Linked DNA regions of Homo sapiens: region 1 is linked to region 2. Evidence: read pairs that join two places in POLR2A ChIA-PET (ENCODE). Cell type or tissue: CD4-positive, alpha-beta T cell. All regions are shown on one strand. Links, peaks and the distances in the headings refer to the core of each region. The heading gives the core; the rest is flanking DNA.

Region 1 (4,000 bases), core at 1-4,000, 770 kb before region 2:
ACTCCAAGCTGTCAGCCTCTCCTGGGGAACTGGATGGGGGCGGGGACTGACTCCAGGCTGGGGTCTCACCAACTTCCCAGGCAGCAGGAATACTGGAAGAGTCTATCCCAGGCCTCATTTATTTTGCTGTGAAGGCATTCACCTTATGCATGTGCCTTAGAAATAGGCCTTCCCAGGCATGTTGGGATGAGATCGTTCTCATAGGTGTGGAGGCAGCAAGAGAGAGGACATGGGAAGAACGAGCCTCACCTTGTGAGTTCCAGATGCCTTCAAGTCACAGACACATGCTTCCTCTGGCAGGAGGCGCTGGGGAAAGGGTGGAGTCTTTTGAGTTGTCTGAAGCTCATTCTAATTATTGGTCCCCCCCAACCCGACTGTTACTGAGCGACACCTTTTCAGAGGTGCTGGAGGTGTCAGTTCAACCACTGCAATAGGACCACTCAGGATCAAGTTTTCTTTTCTTTTTTTTTTTTGATGGAGTCTCCCTCTGTCACCCAGGCTGGAGTGCAGTGGCACGATCTCAGCTCACTGCAAGCTCCGCCTCCCAAGTTCACGCCATTCTCCTGCCTCAGCTTCCCGAGTAGCTGGGACTACAGGCACCCGCCACCACACCTGGCTAATTTTATGTATTTTTTTTTAGTAGAGACAGGGTTTCACCGTGTTAGCCAGGATGGTCTCGATCTCCTGACCTCGTGATCCTCCTGCTTCGGCCTCCCAAAGTGCTGGGATTACAGGTGTGAGCCACCATGCCAGGCCAGGATCAAGTTTTCAATTGAGAATCTGTCGCTATTTTAATCCTGTACATAACCACAGGGTTGTATTATGCTTGGGAATATTTTGTGCATTTAGGAGACCAAGTCAGAAATTTTATGTAAAGACACATGCAGGCCAGGCGCAGTGGCTCATACCTGTAATCCCAGCACTTTGGGAGGCCGAGGCAGGTGGATCACAAGGTCAGGAGATTGAGACCATCCTGGCTAACAGAGTGAAACCCCGTGTCTACTAAAAATAGAAAAAGAAATTAGCCGGACGTGGTGGCGGACACCTGTAGTCCCAGCTACTCAGGAGGCTGAGGCAGGAGAACGGTGTGAACCTGGGAGGTGGAGCTTGCAGCGAGCCGAGATGGTGCCACTGCACTCCAGCCTGGGCGACAGAGTGAGACTCCGTCTCAAAAAATAATAACAATAATAAAAATAAAGACACGTGCTAACTACTACTCGGCTCAGGAGAGTCCAGGTTGTGCCATATGTCATCAATTTTAAGACACTCTATGTTTTACATTTTAGCACCTGCTGAATTGTGTCCACACACACACACACACACACACACAAATCAAAGTCCTAACCCTCCAGTAGCTGTGAATGTGGCCTTGTTTGCAGAGAAGGTCTTTGTAGATGATTGAGTGAAGTTGAGGTCATGAGAGTGGGTTCTCATGCAATCTGCCTGGCATGCTTATAAAAAGGAGAAATTTGAACACACAGAGACAGTTGCACGAAGAAAAAACAGAGTGGACACATGCAGGGAGAATGCTGTCTACCAGCCAAAGAACTTCTGCAGCTACCGGAAACCAGGAGAGGGGCCTGGAGCAGAGTCTCCCCGCAGGCCTCAGAAGGAACCAACCCTGTCTGCACCTTGATCTCAGGTTTCCAGCCTCCAGGACTGTGAGATAATAAACATGTGCTGTTCAAGCCCGCAGTTCACAGTACTTTGTTCTGGCAGCCCCAGAAAACCAGACAACATCTCTGAAACGAAGGCACCAGCACCACCTGGCAGCCGACATCAGTGTTGCCTGCCCCATCCTGTGGGCACCCTCTGCCAGCTTTTCTTCCAGGCCTGTACCTCCACTCTCCTTGGATAATTACCCCTCACACGACTGCAGTGGCTCCACCCTCACCAGCAGAACGCTGGCATTTCCTGGGAGTATACAGCTCCTTTGCCCCCAGGCCTGGAATGGGAGGAGGAACATGGAAGCCTTCTTACCCTGAGGTGGGACAAGCGCTGAGCAGTCACTGACTCCGGAGCTCCCCAGGGGATCAAGCAAGGCTGGGAATCGCACCTTCCTCAGTCTCTTCTACCATCTGTCCTGCTTCTCTAGGGAGTTACTTGCACTGGGATGTTTATCTCTGGTTCTGCTTCTAGGGCACCAGACAGACCCAAGAACCTTGGTAAGGAAGTGGCCTGTGAGGCTGACTCTGAGGCTGGGATTCTAGAGACAGGTGACTCGCCAGGCAGAGGGCAGGAAGGCCTGAGTCCCAGCAGTGAGTGGAGGGCCGAGACTCCAGCACGCTCCCCTGGCTGCAGCTCTGCCAAGCTGGAAGCCAAGTGGAAGGGCATGCCCTGAATGGGGCAATATTTCTGATGATTGAAGCCAGGAGGGAGGTGAGAGAACAGCATAGGCTCAGGTTGATTGACAACCCACTGAAGGCACATGGCTGCATGTGAACTCCTACAGCTGGAGGAGGAGACCTGGCCCAGGTCATGTGAAGAGAAGCAGGACTTCAGCGATGGCCAGATACACGGCCTCAGCACTCTCCCATGCCAGTCAGGACTCTGATAGGGAAGAAGTGGAGCCTCCTTTCGGGGGGGCCCTGAAAGACAGTGGAGAAATAGAATCCTCCCATGGGCAGAGCCTCAGGCAGAGCGCCTGGTCAGTCACTTTGAATGGAGTGAGGAATGGCCCAAGATTAGCTATATTTATGGGCAATAGCAAATAGCTTGGCTGCTTAGTCAGGGTCTAAGGAATAAGGCTGGACATTTTTGACAAGGTGGCCACATGTGGACGGACCCCTGGGAGTGAGCACCACGTAAAAGGTCGTGATATTGCACATCAATGCCCACCAGAGAAGAAACATGAAACCACCAACCAGGCAGGCAAGAGGACTCATCGGGTCAATGTCTACCAATGCCTCCCCCTCAGGCAGCCCAAGGCTTGCACAAGGGGCCTGTGAAGAGTGGCCATGGTGGCAGAGAAGGAGGCTATGGATGTCCCAACAGCATGGACTTCCTCCCACCAAAGCTGAGCCAGGACTATCACTGCAGAATGTCCGATCTGTCAGCATCACAGACCGTGCTGAGCCCCTGTCAGCCACCACCCCTCAAAACCACCAACCAGCCTGCTTAGTCCATGTGGGGTGCTGTAACAAGCTATCATAAACTGAGTGGTTTCTAAACAAGAGAAATGTATTTCTCACAGTTCTGGAGGCTGGGAAGTCCAAGGCCAAGGTGCTGGCACATCCAGTGCCTGGTGAGTTCTTGATTTCTATTCATAGATGGCGCCTTCTAGCCATCCCCTCACATGTTAGAGAGGCAAGCCAGCTCTCTGAGGCCTCTGTTGTAAGGACACGAATCCCATTCATGAGGCCTCCACCATCAAGACCTAATCAAGTCCTGAATGCCCAACCTCATAAACACCATCATATTGGGAATTAGGTTTCAACATGCAAACTTTTTGGAGACACAAACGTTCAGACCATAGCACACTCAATGGCAAAACAATTACACGAGACCTCTTCAGCTTTGAAAATTACAATTCACCCTGATTGGGGTCGCCATATATTCCAGAAATAGATTTGCATTTTTTGCCAGGACCACTAGTTAAGGATTTACCAACGTGGGATCCTCGGACCCATGACTGCCTTTCTGGCAAGGGCAGCGTAGCAATGGGAACGTGGCCATAAGGTCCACACCCATGCTCCCGCCAGATTCCACACCAGCCAGAAGTTTCTGGCCTGATGGAGCGTAGGCTTAGCCTTCTGAAGTGACAGGCTGGCTGTGTCTGTATCCAAATTTCTTTTTTTACATAAGGACATCAGTCATTGGCTTAGAGCCCATCTAAATGACCTTATTTTAACTTGATCGCCACTGTAAAGACCCTATCTCTGAGATACTGGGAGTTAAGACTTCAACATAAGAATATTTATAGGGACAAAACTTAACCTGTAACATGGAGGGAGTTGTTCAATATATCATTTATAGCCTCAGGACCAACTGCAGCCACAGG
Region 2 (8,409 bases), core at 2,053-6,052:
GGACCAGCTGGTGGCAGGGGCTGAAGGGCTCTGGAGCCTTCAGAGTTTCCTCCGACTTCCTCCCCAGCCCCATCTGTCTGCACAGCCTTGGCTTCTGCTTTCATTGGCCTGGGCTGAGAGTCTTCCGTCCAGGCAGCCATGGTACACGGTTTGGGCTGCTTGTGTATGGCACGCACTCTGCAAAGGGTAGAACTGAGAACAGGCTAGGAAAACTGGCTGGCAGGTCTAACGCATTAGAGCTTGAGCTGAAGACTATCAGATTGAGGCAAAACTATGTATTTCACGTTGGGAGACAGTTTATTCAGGGACACGATGTTTAGCACTGGCACAGAAGATCCAAAGAGGGAAAGTTTTATTTTTTTTCTGGGAACCTTTCCAGAACTGAATTGGTAAATGCCAGGATTAGTCTATTTTCAGCTTAGCTCAAAACGTCCATAAGCTGTGTGGTATTATTTTTGTTAATATCACCAACCCTTTTGTTGTCAGCTTTTGCGGCATAACAGAATTGCCCCTGAAGTCAGTGAGAAGCAGCGTTTCTCACTCGCGCGCCTGGCTGGGCCGGCCTCTGCTGAGTGGCTCTGGGCCCGCGGTTAGGAGGTGTCAGGCTTCACATCTCTCTTCTCGCTTTGGGCGTGTGTATCACGGTGGTGACACAGGTGTAAGAGGGCCCAGAGCTGCACTGTCCCCTCCACCCACTTTCCATTGGCCAACCCCCAAATCAGGCTGGCAAATGCCTTCTGCCTCTAGAATGTGGGTTCTCAAAGTCCTGGCTGAGGACCCCTGGAGTTCCTGAGGCCCTTTCAGGGTGTCCATGAGAGCCTCTATCTCCTACTACGTCTCTCTGTGAGGCCAGATTTTCTTCAGCTCCTTCCACCAAAACTTCACAATGTGGGGATGCACAGACAGAAATGAGAATTCACCTGTCTTCTGTGAAAGGAAAGAAAATCTCCACCCGCAAGCCCACTAGGCCAGAAGAAAAGCGTGAGCTTGGAAACGGTCACACGGGAAACTGCCTTTTCATTGTGTGCCTGAACAGGTATCTCCCCAGGTGGCCTCCCGGACCCAGACTATGTAAAGTCACAGCTCATCGCTCCGTAAGGGATAGAGACTAGAAATTGTCTGTACGCCCATTCCCAGACTAATGCATATTTGACTTCTTCCTCGACTCTAGGTTGACTTTATCTGATGTAAAGTGCAGATTTACTGAGCGTGAGCCGAATGTATAATTGACTCTTCCTCTGCCCCCTGCGATTCAGCGAGCACTCATCAAAACCTCACAAGGGTGTGCCCCACTTCTCTCACTTTTCCTACCCTCCCTCCTTTTTATTCTTTCCTCCTTCCCCTCCTGCCTTTTTCCCCTTTAAATATTGAAATCCTCAAAGCTCTTTGGAAGAAGCCCCGGACACAGAGCCTACTGTGGCTTGTCTCTTTCCCTGGCACGTCCTCAGCTGTGGCAAAATCAACCTCTAAGTGGATTGAGGCCTGTCTCACTTTTTTTTTGAGACAGAGTCTCGCTCTGTCGCCCAGGCTGGGGTGCCGTGGCGCGATCTCTGCTCACTGCAAGCTCCACCTCCCAGGTTCACGCCATTCCCCTGCCTCAGCCTCCCGAGTAGCTGGGACTACAGGCACCCGCCACTACGCCCAGCTAAATTTTGTATTTTTAGTAGAAATGGGGTTTCACTGTGTTAGCCAGGATGGTTTCGATCTCCTGACCTCGTGATTTGCCTGCCTCAGCCTCCCAAAGTGCTGGGATTACAGGCGTGAGCCACTGCGCTGGGCCACTTTTTTTGGTTTACACTTCCATTAAGCCAGACAGTTAAAGAGGCTAATAAAAGTATTAATGCCATTGTCACTAATTTGTTTTCGTTTTGGAAAACGATTTTTCAAAATTGTGTCCATGTTAACAAGTCATGGGTTTGTTTTTATTCTAAACGTATTCAATATTTTAAATTTTTTCAGTTGTAATTTCCAATGTGATAGGTAAAACCCAGACGAAAATGATTGAGGATTGAGAGCTTTCGTATAAGAGTCCTGAGGGGGAAGCTAATGTGCCAGAAGAGGCCGGCCGCAGACACCAAGGCGGGACCCCCATGCAGCTGCCCTGCGGGGGCTGTGTCTCTGCTTTCTGCAGTTAGAAGCAATGGCGTAAGTGTTATGGTTTTTTTGTTTGTTTGTTTGTTTGAGACGAAGTCTCACTCTGTCGCCCAGGCTGGAGTGCTGTGGCGCCATCTCGGCTCACTGCAAGCTCCGCCTCCGGGGTTCTCGCCATTCTCCTGCCTCAGCCTCCCGAGTAGCTGGGACTACAGGCGCCCGCCACCACGCCCGGCTAATTTTTTTTTTTTTTTTTTTTTGTATTTTTAGTAGAGACGGGGTTTCACCGTGTTAGCCAAGATGGTCTCCATCTCCTGACCTCGTGATCCGCCCGCCTCTGCCTCCCGAAGTGCTGGGATTACAGGCGTAAGCCACCGCACCCGGCCTTTTTTTTTTTTTTTTTCTTTTTTTCTTTTTTTAACTAAAAGCATACTAGAGGGCACTTCATTCCCACAAAAAAAAAAAAAGTGATTTTTGTAGCCACAGCTTCTTCATGTTTGGACAGGAGGACTCTCTCGGACAGTTCCATGTCACCTTCAGTTTAACTTTTTACTCTCATCCAACTTCCAAAGCCTGAAGTTATATAGTTCACTTTGACAGACAAATGTGTGCAGCCGAGACCATTAAACTGTAGAAAAGACAGACGACCCATCTGTGCTAGGAGTGGAAACTTGTCACATTGACAATTGTTTGGAAGCTCACCAGCATTGTGAATTGTGGATTAATTGTGGTTTCCTGCCTGTTTGCTTTTCTGCTGATAGAATCGGTGACAGTGGCTGTGCCCTTATGATGTGCATGAAACTGCAGTCTGCTTAGAGTTAGGAGAGCTTTACATGGTGCCCGACACCGTGGGCACCCTTAGCGTCTCCGACAGGAACTTCTGGTGGTGTCCGAATACGGCCCCCCGCGTTGTCCCCAGGGGCGGACTGCCTCCCCTCCAGGACTTTCTCCTGAGCCGGTGGGCCATGCCTTCTCCCCGCCTGTCGGGCATATCTTTGTGCACAGCCCGTGCGGCCTGGCCTGGCTCTGCGTCCCACGCTGCCGGTCCATCTTTCCCCCCAAATGCAGCTCCACAAGCGAGGCGGGATCGGCGCCAGTGCCCAGCCCGGGATAGCCCGGGGCAGGCGGCCACCCACCAGCAGGCCCTGGCGCGGAGGCATGCGGGGTGGGCTGAGCGCGGGGCCCCTGCGCGGAGGCTTATCCACGACCTCAGAAGGGGCTTCCGGCGCTGCTGTCGCTGGAAGGCATTTTGTGCTGGGCCCTGGCTGGCCCGGGGCTGGCCCCTGCGGCTGCCCGGGCTGTTGGAGGAGGGAGAGGTGGCGGCCTGGCCGGCGCGCACTTGCTGTTTCCATTCTCAGCGGACCCGCGCTGGGGTGGCCGCCGGCGGCAGCGGTCTTTCGGGCTCACCCTCAGGTTTAACCAGAAATCCGGGAGTAGCTGAGAGAGCTTCGGAGCTCCGTGCACTGTGCGCTGTCCTGACTTGCCAAAAAAGAAAGCAGAAAAACACCCAAAGCACGTTCGAGAAGAGAAGGGGGAAATCTGGGGTCTGCCCTTCCTTTAGAAAAGCCGAGGTTCAGGGTGAGAGCCCCTCTGAGCGGTCCTTGGTTGAGCTAGCGGAGCGGGGAGGCTCCCGGCGCCCCTGCGATGAGACCCCACCCTCACGCCGGCTGCGCCCCGGGACCTCCGCGAGGATTCGTCCGGCGGGCGCGCGAGCGAGCGGGGTCTCTTCGGGTTTCAAGCGGCCCCGGGGCCGGCGCCTCGTGACCCTGCCGGACTCTCCCTCCCCGCGCGGCAGCGAAGCGCATCACCGAGGCTGGGGCCGGGCTCACCGTGGGGCCAGAGCCCGCTCCCAGCAGGATCTCGGCGAAGACCAGCCCCCGCACGCCAGCCCGCCGGGTGGAAGCCCGGGGCACCAGGACAGGCCCGGAGGCGGCCGCGGGGCCCGGTACTGCCTGCGAGGAAGTCGCCTCTGCCCGGCCACGCCGCTCCTCCCGCAGCGGTGCTCCCGGGGTTGCGACCACAAACCTCGGCGCTCTCGGGGTGATGCCTGCTCCGCCACCAGGGCCCCCGCGCGCACAGCCCCCTCCCTGCGCTCGCTGTTGCCGGCAGCCGTGGAGGTTCAGGCATTTGGCGTGGCCGTGGTCGTGGGGAAATTCCCCGCGTGCGCCCGGTGCCCCCACCCTGCTGTGCGCTCCCCGCTCCTCATGCCAGGCGGGGCCGGAGGCCGGGGCCCGGAGGGTGGAGAGACCCTTGGGGACAACGAGGTCTCAGAGCACAAACGCTCAGCACTGCGGGTGACACCCCGGGTCCCAGCCCGGGAGCCCGCGGGTGGAGCCGCTCAGCCTTGCTCCTGGCTTGGCCCAGTCTGGCAACACTGCCTTGGGTACAGCCTCCTCCTGGGTGAGGGAGTGAGAGGCAGAACCCCCACCACACGCATGCTCCCCGCACCCCAGACGCGCACACACACCCACACACATGCATACACACACACCCCCAACACATGCACACACGCGCGCGCACACACACACCCCACACGCACACACACCCCCGACACATGCACACACACACCCCACACACACATGCACACACACCCACACACGCACACACACCACCCCAGACACATACATACACACACCCCACACACATGCGCACACACACACCCGAGGCACGTACACACACCCCTACAAACCTCACACACGTGAACACACCCCACAGAACTCCCCACACACATGCACACACACATACACTTCTCACACCCCACATGCACACACACCCCAGACACACATGCACACACACATCACAGACATGCACACACACACCCACACCCCACACATGCACACACACTCCACATCCCAGACACATGCACACACACCCCACATCCCAAACACATATGCACACACACCCCACACCCCAGACACACATGCACACACACCACACACATGCACACCCCCCACACCCGACACATGCACACACACCCCACACACCACACATGCACACACACCCCACACACCACACATGCACACACCACACACATGCACACACACACCCCAGACACACATGCACACACACCCGACGCACCACACACCCCCACACCACACACACACCACACACATCCTCACACCATACACACACCACACCCCCACACCACACACACCCCCACAGCACACGTACATACACACAACCTACACACATGCACACACACCCCACACCCCGGACACACATGCACACACACCCCACACACGCACACACACCCCACACATGCGCGCACACACCCCACCACACACACCCCCACATCCCACACACATGCACACACCCCAAACACCCCAGACACACATGCACACACACACCCCACACCACACACACACCGCACCATACACACACCACACCCACACACCCACATCACACACCCCCACACCACACACACACCCACACCACACCCCCACACCACACACACTACACACATGCACCCCCACACCCACACATGCACACACATGCGCACATAACCCACACACTCCAGACACACATGCACACACCCCCCATACACCCCCCCACACACATACCCCACACACACCAGACACATGCACACACCCCACATAAACACCAGACACACATGCGCACACCCCACACACACCACACACGCACACACACCCCACACACCAGACACACATGCACACACCCCACACACACCAGACATACATGCACACACCCCACTCAAACACCAGACACACACATGCACACACACCCCACACACACCAGGCACACGCATGCGCACACACTCCCATACCCCACACATGCACACACCCCACACAGATGAACACACACCCACCACACACATGTACACACACACCCATGCGTACACCCTCCCCCCACACCCCAGACACAAATACACCAAAACACACCCACACACCCACACGTACACCAACCCCAAACACACGTACACCCTATACACATACACATATACCCCCCACACACATACATCCCTTACATACAGCCCGTCACACACACCCCCCACAGACATACACACCTCCTAAACACATAAATCTTGGCCCCTTCACATACACTCACCCTCACACACACCGTCTTCCCTACCCTCTCCCCACCCCATCCCCCTCCCCATGCTGCCTGCAGCTGGGCAGGTGGGCAGGATGCGGAAGGAGAGCGCTGGGCCTCTGAAAAATTGGAACAAGGAAGGCCCCTGACAGGCCTGCCCTGGGTGGCCTGGACAGGAGGGTCGGGGCCTGAGGACATTCCTTGTCACTGCCAGGGACATGCCATGATGGCTCACCATGTCAGGAAGGGCCAGGCCCACTGGCAGCCAGTCTGGCGAGTGAGTCCTACTCAGGGTCCTCCAGGCCGAATCGCGCAGACCTCACTCCTCCCCGATAGTCAAGATAGTCAACACTTCAAACAGGGAATCGCTCAGGGCTACAGTGAGCTATGACCATGCCCCTCCCTGCAGCCTGGGCTGCACAGAGGGACCCCGTTTCTAAAACAAGAAAATACAAAAGATCGTTTTAAAAAGGTCTTCGAATGGGTCCATTCTGCATGGAGGCCAGCTCCACAGGGTGGGAGGCTTTTGTCTGCAGGACCTCCTGGGCCTCATGTCTCATGGGATCCAAATGCAAATGGAAACACACACGCACAGAGATACCAACTACTCAACATCCAGAAGCAATAGCAGGCACCTTCGTCCCTCAAGCTGCAGACTCCCGTGTCCAGCTTCGCTCCCCGCTGGAGCACCAGCTCTCAGGACCCCACTTTCTTCCCACCCCCACGGGCCTGGCCTCCCCATTCTCCTGCCACCCAGGGCCGCCCCTCCGCATGGAGCCTTCAGCTCAGGATGACCCGGGACTTGGGCCAGCCCCTCCCAGTCACAGGACCCACCCTCTTCAGGATGAAGTTTATAATCGTTTTTATTCCTGAGTCAGTCCTGGAGTTTTTGCCCATCCCACTCACTTTTCAAAATTGATTTTTTCCCCACAGACAAATGAGACTTTCTATTTTCCTCTAATTCATTAAAAGAAAGACATTATCGATCAGATGGTACAGAGAAGTCCCATATACACCCACCCCACACATGTAGCTTGCCCCAGTGCACATGCTGCCCACCAGATTGGCCCATGGGTTACACCAACACACCAGCATTATCCAGAGGCCTCGGGTTACATCGAGGCTCACTCGGGCAGTGCCTTCTGTGGGTTTGCACGAATGTTTAATGCCCTGTATCCGCCTTACAGTATCATACAGACTAGGGCCGCTGCCCTGAAATCCCCTCCAGCTAGTCATCCCTCCGCTCCCCACTAGCTCCTGACAGCCACCAATGTTTTTACTGTCTCCATAGTTTTACCTTTCTAGAAAGTCATCTAGTTGGAATCAGGCAGTATGCAGCCTTTTCCGATTGGCTTGTTTTACTTAGTAATCTGCATTTAAGGTTCTTCTGTGTCTTTTCATGGCTTGATAACTCATTTCTTTTTAGCTCTGAATAATAAATATTCCATTGTCTGAATGTACCCTAGTTTGTTTATTCATTCACCTCCTGAAAGGCATCTTGGTTGTTTCCAAGTTTTGGCAATGACAGATAAAACTGCTATAAACACCCGTGTGCAGATTTTGGGTGAACATAAGTTTTCAAATCATTTAGGTAAATACCAAGGAACATTGGTTGCTGCATCATATTCTAAGAGTGTTTAGTTTTGTAAGAAACGGCCCAACTGTCTTCCAAAGTGGCTGTACCATCTTGCGGTCCCACCAGCAATGAATGGGAGTTCCTGTGACTCCACAGCTCATTACATTTAAACATGTCTTTAAAGTCCGGAATTTAAGTTCAGAAGGTAGCATCATGCCCTCATGTTATGCAGCTCCTGCCTCCTAAAGCCGTGGTAACTTTAAAACATGGCTCTGGCCGGGCGCGGTGGTTCACGCCTGTAATCCCAGCACTTTGGGAGGCCGAGGTGGGCGGATCATGAGGTCAAGTGATCGAGACCATCCTGGCCAACATAGTGAAACCCCATCTTTACTAAACACACAAAAATTAGCTGGGTGTGGTGGCGCCCACCTGTGGTCCCAGCTTCTCAGTAAGCTGAGGCAGGAGAATTGCTTGAACCCGGGAGGCGGAGGTTGCAGTGAGCCAAGATCACGCCACTGCACTCCACCCTGGCGACGGAGCAAGACTCCGTCTCAAAAACAGAAACAAACACAAAAAACATGGCTCCAATGTTCTTTGACATTCCTCCCCTCAAGAACTGGTGTCTGTGTCCTTCCTTGGGCTCCTTGACTGCTTGGCCAATAGAATATGGCAGAAATGACACCTGCCAGTCC

The links. ChIA-PET counts read pairs that join two places held together with the same protein. Peaks named below come from ENCODE experiments on the same cell type or tissue, not always from the same donor. Only the 100,000 strongest peaks of a DNase experiment are listed, where the experiment ranks them.
Region 1: POLR2A ChIA-PET joins it to region 2 with 7 read pairs; 1 of 35 experiments calls an interaction of 5 or more read pairs at or near these places.

Annotation. Positions count from the first base shown.
Region 1 is chr15:28,871,690-28,875,689 of GRCh38, reverse strand. No RefSeq gene overlaps it. Among named protein-coding and RNA genes, the nearest start is that of APBA2, 12 kb to the left of the region's middle. RefSeq lists an enhancer at 1-473. In CD4-positive, alpha-beta T cell, for the core only: CTCF peaks have their summits at 1,590 and 1,791; a DNase peak (open chromatin) is centred at 1,759.
Region 2 is chr15:28,102,480-28,110,888 of GRCh38, reverse strand. No RefSeq gene overlaps it. Among named protein-coding and RNA genes, the nearest start is that of OCA2, 7.4 kb to the right of the region's middle. RefSeq lists enhancers at 2,564-3,124, 3,125-3,686. In CD4-positive, alpha-beta T cell, for the core only: no CTCF peak of the experiment used is centred there; DNase peaks (open chromatin) are centred at 2,881, 3,418 and 4,168; H3K4me3 peaks cover 1,512 bases; H3K27me3 peaks cover 1,345 bases.